Regions from separate parts of the Homo sapiens genome. Here region 1 is linked to region 2. The links are chromatin contacts, found by Hi-C or POLR2A ChIA-PET in ENCODE. All regions are on one chromosome and are shown on one strand. Each heading gives the region's core, a stretch centred on a gene start or an enhancer-like site at or near the end of the contact. The rest is flanking DNA. Distances are from core to core; before and after follow the strand shown. Region 1 overlaps ZC3H4 (zinc finger CCCH-type containing 4). Region 2 overlaps SAE1 (SUMO1 activating enzyme subunit 1).

Region 1 (2,700 bases), core at 156-2,655, 110 kb after region 2:
TGGCTCACGCTTGTAATCTCAGCACTGTGGGAGTCTGAGGCGGGCAGATCACCTGAGGCCAGGTTCTCAAGACCTGCCTGGCCAACATGGCAAAACCTCATTGCTACTAAAAATATAAAAATTAGCTAGTTGTGGTGGCACATGCGTGTAGTCCCAGCTACTTAGGAGGCAGAGGTTGCAGTGAGCTGAGATCACACCACTGCATTCCATCCAGCCTGTGCAACAGAGTGAGACTGTGTCTCAAAAAAAAAAAAAAAATTAGCCAGGTATTGTGGCACATGCCTATGGTCCCAGCTACTCGAGAGGCTGAGGTGGGAGGATCTGTTGAGTCCAGGAGATTGAGGCTGCAGTGAGCCATGATCATGCCACTGCACTCCAGCCTGGGTAACAGAGCAAGACGCCATCTCCAAGAAAGACCACAAAAAACCAAAGATACACAAAGACGAGGCAAGGATTGTATTTTGGTGGAAAAGTCAAACGTTTCTTTGCAACTCTCAGGGCCCCCATTATGCATTAGAGAAAATAGAGGGAAGTTGGGGGTCTCTAAAGGGGAAGGCTCCCTTGGGGGAGGTGTCAGGGCTTCCCCACTAGCCAGGTGACATTTGAAACTCATCCTGGCATCAGTTGTCCTCCCTGAGGAGTCAGGCTGAGGACCTTGGGTTAGGGTTAAATACCCAAACATCAGTCCTGAGTTTCCTGATTCATCTGGGGAGTGAGTGGGTACGGGAACTGGTGCCCTTTCAAATGAAGCTTTCCTGCCTTCTAGTTCACAAGGAGGTTCTAGGAGATTGGCTATTTTTTTTGACAGTGGAAAGGATCAAGGCATCAGCACATCTGCCGGCTTCCAGAGTCCATCTGTCAGTGACTGTCTTGTTAACTGGTGGCAGGGGCACCCCTGTGAGGGGTGCAGGGGAAGCCCCATGCAAGCAGACGTAGGAGAATGTCCATTCCTCGTTGGCAGGGCGCCTGTAGGAAAAGGCAAGTCCCTCCGGGGAGCCTGCTGCCCTAGGGTTTTTTTGTTTTGTTTGTTTTTTGATACAGAGTCTCACTCTGTCACCCAGGCTGGAGTGCAGTGGCACAATCTCGGCTCCCTGCAACCTCTACCTCCTGGGTTCAAGCGTTTGTCCTGCCTCAGCCTCCCGAGTAGCTGGGACTACAGGCGCATGCCGCTGCGCCCAGCTATTTTCAGTAGAGACGGGGTTTCACCATGTTGGCCAGGTTGGTCTCGAACTACTGACCTTGTGATCCGCCCACCTTGGCCTCCCAAATCGCTGGGATTACAAGTGTGAGCCACAGCGCCTGGCATGCCCCAGGGTTATGTAATCAGTACATACCTAGGGTCTGAGCTGTTTGACAGGGGAAGCAGTGGCCAGTCAGGCCTCACGGCTCCTTGGGAGGACTCACTGATCTCTGACTGAGGACTGCCCCCTGCTGGAGGCTCCAGGTTTGTGCTTCAGGCCAGTGCTGCCCACAGGAGCACCACAGAATCACATCATTCATTTAAAATTTTCCAGTAGCCACATTAAAAAAAAAAAAAAAAGTAAAAAGAAACAGGTGAAATTACTTTTTTTTTCTTTTTTGAAGTGGCGTCTGGCCAGGCGCAGTGGCTCACTCCTGTAACCCCCCCACTGTGGGATGCCGAGGCAGACGGATCACCTGAGGTTGGGAATTCAAGACCAGCCTGACCAACATGGAGAAACCCCATCTCTACTAAAAATACAGAATTAGCCAGGCAAGGTGGTGCATACCTGTAATCCCAGCTACTCGAGAGGCTGAGGCAGGAGAATCGCTTGAACCCGGGAGGCGGTGGTTGCGGTGAGCTGAGATCGTGCCATTGCACTCCAGCCTGGGCAACAAGAGCGAGACTCTGTCTCAAAAAAAAAAAAATGGAAATGAAATGGAGTCTTGCTTTGTTGTCCAGGCTGGAGTGCAATGGCGCGATCTCTGCTCACCGCAACCTTCGCCTTCTGGGTTCAAGCGATTCTCCTGCCTCAGCCTCCACAGTAGCTGGGATTACAGGCGCCCACCACCACACCCGGCTAATTTTTGTTTGTTTGTTTTTGAGACGGAGTTTCACTCTTTCGCCCAGGCTGAAGTGCAATGGCACCATCTCGGCTCACTGCAACCTCTGCCTTCCAGGTTCAAGTGATTTCCTGTTTCAGCCTCCTGAGTAGCTGGGATTACAGGTGCCAGCCACCATGCCCAGCTGAGTTTTGTATTTTTAGTAGAGACAGGGTTTCACCCTGTTGGCCAGGCTGGTCTCAAATTCGTGATTAGTTTTGTATTCTTAGTAGAGACAGGGTTTCACCATGTTGGCCAGGCTGGTCTCGAATTCCTGATCCACCCACCTCGACAGGTGATCCACCCGCCCCGGCCTCCCAAAGTGCTGGGGTTACAGGTGTGCACCAATGCGCCTGGCTAATTTTTTGTTTTTTTTGAAACGGAGTCTCGCTCTGTTGCCAGGCTGGAGTGCAGTGGGCGTGGTCTCGGCTCACTGCAACCTCCGCCTCCTGGGTTCAAGCGATTCTCCTGCCTTGGCCTCCCAAAGTGCCGGGATTACAGGTGTGAGCCACCATGCCCGTCCGTGCCTGGCTAATTTTTGTATTTTTAGTAGAGATGAGGTTTTATCATGTTGGCCAGGCTGGTTTCAAACTCCTGACCTGAAATAAGCCACCTACCTCGTGAAATTAATTTTAACAA
Region 2 (2,700 bases), core at 104-2,603:
TGTCCACCTGCCTTGTCCTCTGAAAGTGCTGGGATTACAGGCGTGAGCCACCATGCCCTGCCCAGTTTGTGGTTTTATATTCACCTGTGGAAATGAACTAGCACAAGGACTGGCTTGTCTCCTCCATTAGATTTTTATGCTCTGTGGGGCAAAGGCGATGTCACTACTCTATACTGAACACCTGGCACAGGGCTTGCCCCATAGCAGGCACTCAAAAAATATGTCACACAGGAAGCCTGTTTGAAGAATAAAGGATAACTAGGGGAGAAGGGCTCATGACAAAGTGACACAGGCCGGGCAATCCAGAGGCCGGGTGCAGTGGCTCACGCCTGTAATCCCAGCACTTTGAGAGGCCAAGGCAAGCAGATCAACTGAGGTCAGGAGTTTGAGACCAGCCTGGCCAACATGGTGAAACCCCGTCTCTGCTAAAAACACAAAAATGAGCCGGGTGTTGTGGCAGGCACCTGTAGTCCCAGCTACTTGGGAGGCTGAGGTACGAGAATTGCTTGAACCCAGGAGGCAGAGGCTGTGGTGAGCTGACATTGCACCACTGCACTCCAGCTGGGTGACAAAGCGAGACCCTGGCTCAGAAAAAAAATAAAGTGACACAAGCTCCTGGAAATCCAAAGCAGACCTGGTCTGTTACTGACTGAATTGAAAAGTGTTCAAGCTATCTGGGATGGTTCTGTTTCTTATCAAGTGTTACAAACATGCTACACATGGAATACTCAGCAAGAAAAAAAGAAAAAAGCAGCAGCAGATACACAGGGCACCATGTCTGTCCTCAACAGGGAAACCCAATAGGAGTCCCACTTTCACCGTTGCATCTGAGGGCTAGGGTGCAGAACAGTCCATAGGTGTGAAGCTCAGAGGAGTGACATAGCTGGGCTGGGGGAGGAGGTAGGGACACTTCACGGAAGCCACTCTGATTCTGGCTCTCCTGGCCTCTAACCATTCACGGCATCTTGCCATCTGCTCAGTTCACCTCCACATTACTTTCCTTTGTTTACCTCATTCTGTTTTCCTCTTTAACCCAGAAACTTAAAAGTATGTGTGTGCATGTATTCAGTCATCCACTCTTCAAAAATCACTTCCTGAGCACCCCCCCTCCACCCCTACCCTATGCTAGCTGTGGTGGGGACCCAGAAGCGACCCAGACAGCCCCAGGCCTTGCCCTCACACGCGGAGCTCACAGTCTCTAGAGGGCAGGCTCGTAAGCCTCTGTCTGTCGCCACAGCCACACAGTACTTTCATGTCTTTCTCTAGAAAACTTCACCTCTGGAGTGGCCGCCCATGAAGACTACTCTGAAATGCCCCTTTTTGTGCTCCAAAAGTCCTGCCCACGCTTTCGTCTTTGCAATGAAACCCAGTCTATGACCTCACCAGGCATCAGCTCAGAAGAGGGAAAGAAGCTGTGCCTCGCTATTTGCATCTCACTCTCTACTGAAGAGGTTCCGAGGCGCCGGATGAAAGTTGTTGATGGGGAAAAGGAGCATGCACTTTCTCAGAAACGAGCTCAAAAACAAGATGCCATTTTTTGCTTACCAAATTAAAGACCAGGATGACTCAACCCAAGCAAGAAGGCTGAGGGACCTGCACCCTCACCCACAGCAGAGGGGAGCACGAATGCTCAATGAACCATGTAAAAATGTGGTATTAAGGATCCCTATAAAAGGTCCTGACCCTTACCCGCTGAATGAATTACCTATAAATGTTCACTGCAGTGTTGTTTACACAGGATGTCAGGGAGCAGAAGTGTTTGAATTTTGGGTATTTTCAGATTTTGAAATATTTGCATTGTACTTACCAATAGAGCACCCCAAATCTAAGAATCCCAAATCCAAAATGCTCCAATGAGCTTTTATTATTTTTTTTTTATTTTTATTTTTGAGACAGAGTCTCTCTCTGTTGCCCAGGCTGGAATGCAGTGGCGGGATCTCGGCTCACCGCAAGCTGTGCCTCCTGGGTTCAAGTGATTCTCCTGCTTCAGCCTCCCTAGTAGCTGGGACTACAGGCACCCACCACTACACCTGGTCAATTTTTGTATTTTTAGTAGAGACGGGGTTTCACCATGTTAGCCAGGCTGGTCTTGAACTCCTGACCTCAGGTGATCCACCCACCTAGGCCTCCCAAAGTGCTGGGATTACAGGCATGAGCCACCACGCCCGGGGCCAATAAGCATTTTTTTGAGTGTTATGTCGGCACTCAAAACATTTCAGATTTTGGGGGCTTGGTGCGGTGGCTCATGCCTGTAATCCCAGCACTTTGGGAGGCTGAGATGGGTGGATCACTTGAGGTCAGTAGTTCAAGATCAGGCTGGCCAACATAGTGAAACCCTGTCTCTACTAAAAATACAAAAATTAGCCGGGTGTGGTGGCACACGTCTGTAATCCCAGGTACTCAGGAGACTAAGGCAGGAGAATCACTTGAACCCAGGAGGCGGAGGTTGCAGTGAGCAGAGATGGGGCTACTGTACTCTAGCCTGGGAGACACAGTGAGACTCTGTCTCAAAAAAACAAAAATAGGCTGGGCGCAGTAGCTCAGCCTGTAATCCCAGCACTTTGGTAGACAGAGGTGGGAGGATTACTTGAGGTCAGGAGTTCAGGATCAGCCTGGCCAACACGGTGAAACCTCGTGTCCACTAAAAATACAAAAAATTAGCCAGGCATGGTGGCGGGCACCTGTAATCCCAGCTACTTG

What was found. A loop is a pair of places that touch in the nucleus more often than their neighbours do. ChIA-PET counts read pairs that join two places held with the same protein, here RNA polymerase II (POLR2A). Pooled maps may share reads with other maps.
Region 1: a pooled map shows a loop between it and region 2 (12-fold over the local background). The contact joins two enhancer-like sites. A Hi-C loop is called at or near these places in 3 of 50 pooled maps. POLR2A ChIA-PET finds 5 or more read pairs at or near these places in 3 of 52 experiments (BJ, WTC11 and naive thymus-derived CD8-positive, alpha-beta T cell).

Annotation. Positions count from the first base shown.
Region 1 is chr19:47,078,221-47,080,920 of GRCh38, reverse strand. The region is part of intron 11 of ZC3H4 (zinc finger CCCH-type containing 4); the gene reads left to right. Among named protein-coding and RNA genes, the nearest start is that of TMEM160, 31 kb to the right of the region's middle. Within about 2 kb of position 1,405, at least 8 of the 41 ENCODE cell types and tissues checked have a DNase peak (open chromatin) inside an H3K27ac peak, as active enhancers do.
Region 2 is chr19:47,185,429-47,188,128 of GRCh38, reverse strand. The region is part of intron 6 of SAE1 (SUMO1 activating enzyme subunit 1); the gene reads right to left. Among named protein-coding and RNA genes, the nearest start is that of MIR3190, 40 kb to the left of the region's middle. RefSeq lists an enhancer at 1,107-1,376. Within about 2 kb of position 1,353, at least 9 of the 41 ENCODE cell types and tissues checked have a DNase peak (open chromatin) inside an H3K27ac peak, as active enhancers do.